2 separate regions of the Homo sapiens genome follow, and region 2 is linked to region 1. Evidence: chromatin loops called from intact Hi-C (ENCODE). Cell type or tissue: CD4-positive, alpha-beta T cell. All regions are shown on one strand. Each heading gives the region's core, and the rest is flanking DNA. Links, peaks and the distances in the headings are about the cores only. Region 1 holds the start of MIEN1 (migration and invasion enhancer 1). Region 2 overlaps PGAP3 (post-GPI attachment to proteins phospholipase 3).

What was found. Peaks named below come from ENCODE experiments on the same cell type or tissue, not always from the same donor. Only the 100,000 strongest peaks of a DNase experiment are listed, where the experiment ranks them.
Region 2: it touches region 1 in a loop (4-fold over the local background); 41 of 110 quality-filtered maps call a loop at or near these places.

What each region holds. Positions count from the first base shown.
Region 1 is chr17:39,727,690-39,733,049 of GRCh38, reverse strand. It overlaps ERBB2 (erb-b2 receptor tyrosine kinase 2), which reads right to left. Exons shown (of 27, transcript NM_004448.4): 27 at 4,392-5,360. The coding sequence ends at 5,006. MIEN1 (migration and invasion enhancer 1) reads left to right here and starts at 2,518. Exons shown (of 4, transcript NM_032339.5): 1 at 2,518-2,643; 2 at 2,759-2,856; 3 at 3,289-3,365; 4 at 3,445-4,540. The coding sequence starts at 2,555. The coding sequence ends at 3,528. RefSeq lists a silencer at 2,277-2,836. In CD4-positive, alpha-beta T cell, for the core only: CTCF peaks have their summits at 2,218 and 2,434 (motif pointing right); a DNase peak (open chromatin) is centred at 2,489; H3K4me3 peaks cover 1,478 bases; H3K27ac peaks cover 649 bases.
Region 2 is chr17:39,674,051-39,679,410 of GRCh38, reverse strand. It overlaps PGAP3 (post-GPI attachment to proteins phospholipase 3), which reads left to right. Exons shown (of 8, transcript NM_033419.5): 4 at 4,732-4,794; 5 at 5,357-5,360. Among named protein-coding and RNA genes, the nearest start is that of PNMT, 8.3 kb to the right of the region's middle. RefSeq lists a silencer at 2,860-2,919 and enhancers at 3,078-3,623, 3,624-4,169, 1,134-4,540, 4,170-4,717. In CD4-positive, alpha-beta T cell, for the core only: no CTCF peak of the experiment used is centred there; a DNase peak (open chromatin) is centred at 3,000; H3K27ac peaks cover 1,547 bases.

The DNA.
Region 1 (5,360 bases), core at 315-5,314:
GTTTGCACTGCTGCATTCCAGCGTGGGCAACAGAGCGAGACCCTGTCTCAAAAAAAAAAAAGATAATCATAAATTAAACACAGGACCCAGCAGTTCTACCCTTAGGAATCTACCCAAGAGAAATGAAAACACACACCTATACAAAGACACCTAAACATTTGTAGCAGCATTATTCAAAAAAGACAAAAAAAACTGGAACCCTAAATATCCATCAGCTGGTGAATTAAGAAAAAAATGTGGCATAACCACACAGTGGAATACGACTCAGCAATGAAAAGGAACAAACTACTCTAGACGCTACAGGATGAACGCATTTCAAAAAACATATTGAATGAAAGAACCAGAAGCAAAAGGCCACATAGTGTATTATTCTGTTTATATGAAACATCCAGAAAAGGCAAAGTTAGAGACAGAAAGCAGATCAGTGGTTGCACAGGACTGGAATTGGGAGCTGGATTGACCAGAAACAGGTGGGAAGGACTTATCAGGTTGACGGAAACATTCTGTAACTGGATTGTAGTGATGGTTAGGCAACAGTACAAATCACTGCATTTTCTTTCTTTTCTTTTCTTTTCTTTTTTTTTTGGAACACAGTCTCACTCTGTCACCCAGGCTGGAGTGCAGTGGTGAGATCTCAGCTCACTGCAACCTCCACCTCCCAGGTTCAAGCGATTCTCCTGCCTCAGCCTCTGGAGTAGCTGGTGCGCCACCACACCCAGCTAATTTTTGTATTTTTAGTAGAGACAGGGTTTTGTCGAGTTGGCCAGGCTGGTCTTGAACTCCTGGCGTCAAGTGATCCGCCCACCTTGGCCTCCCAAAACGCTGGGATTACAGGTGTGAGCCACTACGACCTGCCTGGTTTAAAAAAAAAAAAAATGAGCCCGGGTGCAGTGGTTCACACCTGTAATCCCAGCACTTTGGGAGGCCAAGATGGGCAGATCACAACTTCAGGAGTTCGAGACCAGCCTGGCCAACATGGTGAAACCCCATCTGTACTAAAAATAGAAAAATTAGCTGGCTTGGTGGTGGGCACCTGTAATCCCAGCTGCTCAGGAGGCTGAGACAGGAGACTCACTTGAGGCCGGAAGGCAGAGGTTGCAGTAAGCCGAGATCGCACCATTGCACTCCAGCCTGGCCAACAGAGCAAGACTCTGTCTCAAAAAAATAATAATAATAGTAATACAAAAGTTAGCTGGGCGTGGTGGCTGGCACCTATGATCTCAGCTACTAGGGAGACTGAGGCAGGAGAATCGCCTGAACCCAGGAGGTGGAGGTTGCAGTGAGCCAAGATCGCGCCACTGCACTCAAGCTTGGGTGACAGAGTGAGACTCCATCTCAAAATAAATAAATAAATAAATAAATAGCCTAAAGGGACACTAGAGTGGGTGGCGTGTTAGGATACCATAGTGGTACTGTAGGCAGGGAAAAGGCAGCGAGGACTTGTGCAGACTCCATTTCCAGAGCTGCAAAATGGGAATAATGACGCCAGCCCCCCAGTGAGAGGCTGGATGAGAAGGGATGCGCAGAAACTGTTGGGGGCACAGAGCCTGAAGAGCATCTACTGTTTTCCAGTGCAGGCAAGAAGCAGCTGCAAAAGACTGGAAAAAGCAGTTTAGAGCTTTGGGATCAGAAACACTTGTGTATGTAACTACAGGGTGGTTCCAAATGCCATCAGCACCGGGCGTGGTGGCTCACGCCTGTAATCCCAGCACTTTGGGAGGCCAAGGCAGGCAGATCATTTGAGGTCAGGAGTTCGAGACCAGTCTGGCGAACATGGTGAAACCCTGTCTCTACTAAAACAAACAAACAAACAAACAAAAAACTGGGCCAGGCGCGGTGGCTCATGTCTGTAATTCCAGCACTTTAGGAGGCCGAGGCTGGTGGATCACCTGAGGTCAAGAGTTCGAGACCAGCCTGACCAACATGATGAAACCCTGTCTCTACTAAGAATACAAAATTAACCGGGTGCGGTGGCACGCGCCTGTAGTCCCAGCTACTCGGGAAGCTGAGGCAGAAGAATCGCTTGAACCCGGGAGGCAGAGGTTGCAGTGAACCGAGATCGCGCCATTGCACTCCAGCCTGGGCAACAAGAGCGAAACTCCGTCTCAAAAAAAAAAAAAAAAAAAATGCCATCGGCATGTTAGCGAGAAAATGTCAACTATTTCATGCATCAGCCACACCCACCCCCATCCCCAGGATGCTTGCCCCACCACTTTCTCTTTCTTTTGTAAACTGAAAAGCGCTTTGCAGTCTAAGATAGTCCATTAGAGTAAATGAAGCCATGAAGTCCAGCGGACACCGGGAGTGGGGAGTGGGGAAGCCCGGCACTCCGGGAGACCGGGCCAGGGAAGGAGGGTCTGGACCGGACCCAGCCCCTGCCCGGGGAGCGAGCTCCGGAGCTGCCCTACGAGGTCAAAACGTAGCAGTGGCGGAGACCCGCAGGGGGCGCCCGAACGCCACCCTCGGCCCCTCCCCGCTCCAGAGGCCCCGCCCCGTCACGTGCCCGCGGTTCGCGTCACACCCGGAAGCAGGGGCCCGAGCGGAGCCGGCCGCGATGAGCGGGGAGCCGGGGCAGACGTCCGTAGCGCCCCCTCCCGAGGAGGTCGAGCCGGGCAGTGGGGTCCGCATCGTGGTGGAGTACTGGTGAGCGGCCCCGGCTGGAGGACCCGCACCCTGGTCCCGCGGGCCGGACGGAGGTGGGTCCACGGGAGGCCCCACCCCCGAATCCCCAGCCCAGCCCCATCTCTTGACTCCCCAGTGAACCCTGCGGCTTCGAGGCGACCTACCTGGAGCTGGCCAGTGCTGTGAAGGAGCAGTATCCGGGCATCGAGATCGAGTCGCGCCTCGGGGGCACAGGTGAGGCTCGCAGAACACCTGCTGGGTCAGTCTGTGCTCTGAATCCCAGCTCTCCCGCTTTCTAGTTCTGACATTGGCTGCTTTATGTAAAGTGCCCGCAGTGCCTGGCACATGGTAAAATGTCCGGCCAACATGAGTTCCCTTCCATAGGTCAGGGGGTGTCACAGAGGCCTGTGGGGAAAAACCTATTAGACTGCAATCGTGTAGGGTTGGAGGGGAGGGAGTCCTTTATTGAGTGTTGCGAGGGGCACACAGGCGAGGCCTCCCTCAGGTTCCCTGGAGTTGACCCAGGGTTGGGGAATTGCTTAAGGAGCTACAAATGGGTCTCCAGTGGGATTGATGGGGGACTTGAAGGCGGGGGACCCCTTTGGAGGAACTCCTGACTTCTGCCTATGTTCTCAGTGTACCATTTATCTGTTGATTTCTTACCAGGTGCCTTTGAGATAGAGATAAATGGACAGCTGGTGTTCTCCAAGCTGGAGAATGGGGGCTTTCCCTATGAGAAAGATGTGAGTATTTACAGCGTTGGGAGGACCTCTTGGTCACCCTACCCCAACAGTGCATCATCCTGTCATTCCACTCCTCTAGCTCATTGAGGCCATCCGAAGAGCCAGTAATGGAGAAACCCTAGAAAAGATCACCAACAGCCGTCCTCCCTGCGTCATCCTGTGACTGCACAGGACTCTGGGTTCCTGCTCTGTTCTGGGGTCCAAACCTTGGTCTCCCTTTGGTCCTGCTGGGAGCTCCCCCTGCCTCTTTCCCCTACTTAGCTCCTTAGCAAAGAGACCCTGGCCTCCACTTTGCCCTTTGGGTACAAAGAAGGAATAGAAGATTCCGTGGCCTTGGGGGCAGGAGAGAGACACTCTCCATGAACACTTCTCCAGCCACCTCATACCCCCTTCCCAGGGTAAGTGCCCACGAAAGCCCAGTCCACTCTTCGCCTCGGTAATACCTGTCTGATGCCACAGATTTTATTTATTCTCCCCTAACCCAGGGCAATGTCAGCTATTGGCAGTAAAGTGGCGCTACAAACACTAATGCTAACTAGTGTGTGTTTTTATACGTCCAGTCTGGGAATGTGGGGGGCACAGAAGTCCGGTCAGCCCAGCCTTTGCACCGCCAGGGTGGCTGTGCTGGCTGGGTGGGCTTTCTGGACAGCTACTCCTTAGGTCAGTGAGCTCCTCTGGCATAGCCAAGGCAAGGAAAATGAGTCCCACAGTAGACCCTGCCTCGTCTTTCCCCCACCCTACCCACCACTCTCCTCACTCACAAGGAGGAAATAACCCCATTCTGGTGAGTGGCCTTAGGAATTAGTTCGTTCTAAATAAGAATGATCTGGTCGTCAAAGGGCTCTCAGATCTGAATCCAGCTTCCCGATCTCCCCCAACCCTGAAGCTGGAGAACTGGATGTCTGGCTCCTCATCCAAGCTTTCTGAAGATTCCCAGCCACTCCCTCCAGGAAAAGAGGAATTGAGTGTAAGGTGAGCAGGAAGGGATGGCACAGAGCCACCCCCAGACATAGGCCGGTGCCTAGCTGTTTTCCAAAATATATTTGCAAATGGACAAAGTGGGTGTGGAGAAGGACCCCCCACACTTGCCTCCCCATACAACACCCATTCTCCCCCTGGGTCTTTATTTCATCTTTAAAAAAACAAAACAAAAAAAGTAAAAACTAAACAGAAAAGCACTCTGTACAAAGCCTGGATACTGACACCATTGCTGTTCCTTCCTCATGGGGGGCAGTACTAGGTTTCAGGGACAGTCTCTGAATGGGTCGCTTTTGTTCTTAGACACTCCCTTAGGGCCGCTTCCCCTCTCAGGCCAGCTTCCCTAAGGCTTTCAGTACCCAGGATCTGGAAGGAAAGGGCCAAGCTGGGCTGTGGCATCCACTGGACCCTAGAGTCTCATTGGGCAGGGCCTCAGAATCCACAAAGACTCCCCAGTGCTGTTCCTCTTCCAACGAGGCTGGACCCCTTCCAGCCATCTGGGAACTCAAGCAGGAAGGAAGGTTCCTTAGGACAGGTTCCTGGCATGGCAGGTTCCCCTGGAAGTGGTCGGAGGGCCCTCCCACCTCTTGATGCCAGCAGAAGTCAGGCCTTCCCTGCTCCCTGAGGACACATCAGGGCTTCTGCGGACTTGGCCTTCTGGTTCACACTGGCACGTCCAGACCCAGGTACTCTGGGTTCTCTGCCGTAGGTGTCCCTTTGAAGGTGCTGGGTGGAGCCCCCCGCTCTGGTGGGTCCTGGTCCCAGTAATAGAGGTTGTCGAAGGCTGGGCTGAAGGCAGGAGGAGGGTGGGGCTGAGGGGCAGCTCCTCCCTGGGGTGTCAAGTACTCGGGGTTCTCCACGGCACCCCCAAAGGCAAAAACGTCTTTGACGACCCCATTCTTCCCTGGGGAGAGAGTCTTGGGCCTTTCCAGAGTGGCACCAGCAGGTCGGGCAGCAGGCAGAGGGCCCTCTCGGGGCGAAGGGGGCTGGGGCCGAACATCTGGCTGGTTCACATAT
Region 2 (5,360 bases), core at 344-5,343, 54 kb after region 1:
AGGCCAGGGGTCACTTCACAGATCTGGTCTTGTCATCCCTGATTCTTGGATTTTTCACCTCAATGGTATCTGCAACTCAGCTTCCTTCTTGGAGAGGGGGGTCACACTTCCCCAGGGTAGCCTGCAGTCCAGTGTGACTAAGGACCCTAGAGAAAAAGCAGCAGATGGCCGGGCATGGTGGCTCACGTCTGTAATCCCAGCACTTTGGGAGGCTGAGGCAGGTGGATCATCTGAGGTCAGGAGTTAAGACCAGGCTGGCCAACATGGTGAAACCCCGTCTCTACTAAGAATACAAAAATTAGTCAGGCGTGGTGATGGGTGCCTGTAATCCCAGCTACTCGGGAGGCTGAATTGCTTGAACCTGGGAGGCAGAGGTTGCAGTGAGCCAAGGTGGCGCCACTGCACTCCAGCCTGGGTGACTGGGCGAGACTCCATCTCAAAAAAAACAAAAACAAAAACAGAAAAAGCAGGAGATGTTAGATGTTGGGGTGGTAGAAGGCAGATAGTTGGGCCCTGTGTGTCTTATGGGATGTGGGGTTCTGGGACATGGGACCCCCTCATGCTCTCACTAGGCCTTCAAGAAACAAAGCCTCAGAACCCACACTCCTGTGGATGGCCTAGTTTGGCTTTCCCAGTTGCTCTTGGGCTTCCCAGTTGCCCTGTGAGTTTCTGCAGGAGGGAGGGATCCTGAGCTGTATGGAGGGTGCGGCAGTGGACTTTGACCTGGGCCTTCTGGGGCACTGAGGCTCCTGATTTCTGTTGGGGTGAGGATAGGAAGGCAAGGTCCCTCACCCGCTCCGGGCTAAGTCTTGGGGGAAGGGTACCTCAGCTTTGCCTCTGGGAAATGAGGAGACCCCGCCCTCCAGCAGGACTCATGATAACGCTGGCACAAGAAGGCAGCCCTTGCCTTGCCATTTAGGCCTGGGCTTGGGCTGGGGAGCAGCCAGGCGGCGGGTGGGGAGCCTACCAAAGCTCCGCATACCATGTCTCTTTGACTTCACGGAGTAGGGGCCCCTGCTGTGTGCCAAAGCCAGAAGGCCAAACCAATTCCCCAGGCCTTCATCCAGTCAGGAAAGGTCCTCAGGTGTAGAGAGGAGGGTGAAGTGGTGGGAAGCCCAAACCATCTCTGTAGAGTGGTTTGTGTAGGTGGGGACTGATTCTTCTCTTCCTCTGTTAAGCAAACTACAAGAAGAGGTAGGTTGCAGCTGTAGTAGAATGATGGTTAGACTTCAGGAAGGACTTCCCATGGTCAGACAAGAGCTAGTGGAACAGGCAATGGCAGGAAATCAAGGGATCCTCTGGGATCTTGGAAAAAGCCCTCCTTCTCCCATCCGCATCCACCTCTGTCTCCCTTCTCTCAGGAGTGAGCTGGGGCTGGCCTGCCCTGCCTGAGGCAGGGGGTGAGACACTGTGGCCTCCAGAGGAGCCCAGGATGGCAGCAGGCATCATATTTAACATTCTGCCTCCCCCACTTCTGAGACACTGAGCTATTTTAAGCCCCACTTGTCCCCACCGCCATGGTGTCAATGACAGCCCCGAGCACTGGGGCTTAGCGCCGGGTCGAATTCCTGACAGATCTGGCTCACTTGGCATCCAACCAGTTTCACGGCTGTGATATTTTTGTCTCGATTTTCTTATTTCCAACAGACTGAAACAGCCTCTTGCTCTCCCTCCACCCAGTCTCCTATTCCACCCCCACTGGCACCCTGCCCCTGGCCACCCCCTCTCCTCAGTGTTTACGCAAAGCTCTGGGTGCCTGCTGGGCAGCCTGTCGCCCTCCTGGCCAGTTCCCCTCCCTGCCCCCCTTCACTTGAGCGTGGCAAGGAGTCCGAGAGTAGCCGTGCCTTGGCATCTTGGAACTCTCCTTCCTTCCAGAGCCCATCTTTCCCCTTTGCTTGCTCTTGATGACAAACTCTGAGTGAGGAGAAATGGATCTGTTCGGTTCACATTGATGGGAACATGGCTCCAGAGGAAGGAGGAGGGGCTCTTCCTATAGCTGAGGTGTCTCCGTTCTGGAATGGAGAGACCCTGAGGCCCCATAGTTTGACCTCAAACTTTGTGACCCTTGCGGAAAGGGAAGTTGAGGGGCAGGTGAACGGGCGTGGTGAGAGTCAGTCTACTGGACCTGATGAAGGAAACTGACATTGATGGGCACCTACTATGGACCAGGCAGCAAAACCAGCAGCCATTCAGAGGAGTTCCTTGGTGCCAGGCATTCCGCAGACCTCGTCCTCATGGCCTCCTGTGCAGTGAGCATCATTATGAACCTGTTTTGTAGGTGAGGCAGTGGAGGCTCACACATACTGGGTTATGTGTCCAAGGTCACACAGCTGCGTAGGGGCTGAGGCAGGACTTGAATGCAGACTCTGTCTCATTGTGAAGACTGGACACTCTTCCCCCAGCCTGGAGCTGTGGAGGTGGGCCTAGGCAGCTAGGAGACCACCCCTTATCTGCCTAAACATCCTTGGCCTGCAGGGAGAGTGGGAGGCAGACATCCTCTTAGGCCTCAGTTCTATGGGAAGCTGACGGGGTTCTGTGCTGGTCAGGCAAGTGGAGAGAACACTCATGTTTCAGCCTGTCCTGGGCTCTGTGCTGTACGCTGTATTTGTATTGCTCATTAAACCCTTATCAACTATGATTATTCCCATTTTGCAGATGAGAAAACTGAGGCACAGCAAGGCTAAATAACTTGCCCAAGGACACACAGGAAATGCAGAGCCAGGAACTGAACCCTGGCAGTCTGGCTGTAGGGCTTGCATTCTTAATGATACCACTACCTCCCAAATCTGAGGAAAGGGTGAGAAGAGGAGCACCCCCAGAGTGGGATGCTCCCCAGGGGGGAGGGGCTTTTCAGGGGTGCAGAGGCCAGGCTTCAGGTGGGTCTCTGTGAGTGGAAGGCACCCAGGGAGGCGGTTGGAGAGGGGACCCAGCAGCCCCACCCATCCTGTGGCCCTACGCATATGTTTGCCCGCACACACACCCCCTGCTTTCGGTGTTCTGAGCCACTTAGCTCAGTCCTGCAGTCCTCTTCTCACCTCCCCCTTCCTGCTGTGGGTGACAAGGAGGCCTGGCTGGCTGCCAGTCCCTGCCGCCTTCCTCTTCTCCTTCCCACATTGGCTCCAGGGCCACTCTCCTCCCTAAGGATGTCCCTGTTCCTGGCCTGCCAGGGAGAACTGGTCCATGTGATTGCCTGGGTCCCGTCTCCAGCCCAAGCCTGCTCCTCTCCCCATGCTGACTCTAAGCTTTTCAGACTGTGGGAGCAGTGTCTGAGAAGCCACCAGGTTCAGTCCTGTTGTGCAGCCTCCATGCCTGTCTCTGGGGAGGGGGCTGCAGCAGGGCAGAGCCTTGAGTCTGGTGGAAGGGACAGAGTGGCCATCCTCAAAGGAGGAAGCAGCCTGCCCTAGACCACACCACCTAACGCCAGGCTGGAAAGGAACTGAAGTTTCACTTGAGCCATGATTTGTCCCGGGGGAAGCTTGGGCTGAGAAGGGCAGGGCCCTTTGACCAGGTCAAGAGGAGCAGAAGCAGCAAGGCTCAGCCCAGAGCCCAGGCCAGACAGGGGCACTAGGCAGCCTTGCGCCTTCCAGAGCTTGGCACCCCGAGAACCTGACTGGCTGTGCAGCAGTTCTGCCCCGCCTGTACCCCTTCTCCTCCCATTCTCTCCTGAGCTCCCCAGACCTGCATTTGGAATGCATCTTACTGTCTGACCTGCCTGCTACAGTGCCAGACAGAGTGTAGCTTCTTGCCCCCTCCCTCTGTCCCCTGCCTGGCCAGTTTTCCTGGTACATTGGAGCCAACTGAGCAGTTCCTGGCCTTTCCTCATCTCCGCCAGGCCTGTCCCACCCTAGCGCATCCCTCCCCACCTCCAGGCCATTCCCGGCCTGGCCTGCTGTTCCTTTGGTTGTCACGATTTCCCAGCCCTTCCCTTCAGCCCACCCTGCTTTCAGCAGTTTGGGCCTTTGCTGTGGACACAGCAGTCCCTGAAGAAAGTGCCAGCACCAACGCCCACAAGCTCTTAGGCTCATTCGCTAGATAACTTTTGTGCTCTCTCCACGCAGCTAATTTCCAGGAAGAAGGCCTCAAACATTCCCCTGGGCCCTGGCCCACCACAGCCCCTCCAGTCCTGCCCTCTACTCCTCCCAGGCTCGGGAGCAGCCACTGGTCTGGCGGGTTGGGCAGGCCCAGCCAGGAGGAAGCTGGGCTTGGTTCACCCTCCTCCTGGGAGCCTGTGCCCCAGTGGGATCTGCTTGATCTCCCTCCCCTGCTGCTTGGAACACACCCCAAGCTGGCTCGAGCCCCTCCACCCCACCCACCTCATTCCCGCCCCCAGAGGCTGAGGTCACTGGCTCCCCTGGGCCCGGGTGGGGTGGTGCTGTCAACACCTGCCGGTTGGAGGAGGAGGCAAGGCCCCTGGGGGCTGTTGTCTTAGCAATTGAGTAACTAGGGAGCTTGGCTATACCGGAACTGGTTCCCAGGCCAGGCCGGAACCTGTGGAGGCTGCAGCCCCCCGTGGCCTTGGGGGTTTGGGGTGGCAGGAAGTCCACCCCAGGGACCCTGGCTGGGTGGGGGTAGAGGGACATAGGTTTGTTCAGAGGGCTCCAGGGGCAGGAAAAGCACATTTCTTGTCCTGCAGAGCCCCTTCCCAAAGGTGAAATGGATGTGAGCAAATGGGGGTCCCTGCCTTGAGGTCAGGGTGGGGGGCAGCATGCTCACCAGCCCCTCCCTCCTTAGGTGTCCCTCAATGCATGGTTCTGGTCCACAGTTTTCCACACCAGGGACACTGACCTCACAGAGGTGAGCATTCCTCCAGCTCCCCCTCCTGCACAGGGTGGTCCCAGAGGAGCCCAGAAGTGGGCAGAGGGGCTCTAGAGGGTCATGCCAACTCCCTCTGAGGAGCACTGGGAGGAGTATGGGGTGGGCATCCTAAACCTGTTGGTGCCCTTGATCCTCAGTGAGCCTCATCAGGTGGGGATGAGTATTCGCTCTTCTTGCCTGATGAGGCAGCTGAGCCTTCGACAGGGGGACCACATGCTTAGGGGCACCCAGCCAGTGAAGGGTTGCCACAGGACGTGACCCCATGGCTGTCAGACTCCACACTGTGCTCTGAATTCTGTGCAGCGTGGTCATGTCCTGGAGCCTCAGCAGGAACCCTCCACCAGCGTCCCTAAAGCCTTGTTCCTGGGCACATTTTTAAAAACTTGTATGGTGATGTGAACACAAGACTCAGTCAGAGTGAAACAGTGATAGGCAGGCCCAGGACCCCGGCCCCTCTCTGCCACTCCTCCATGCCCCCATCCCCGCGGGTCCTCTCCGTGAAGCCTCATGCTGGTCCCTCACCACCCTTCCCTGTCCTCAGAAAA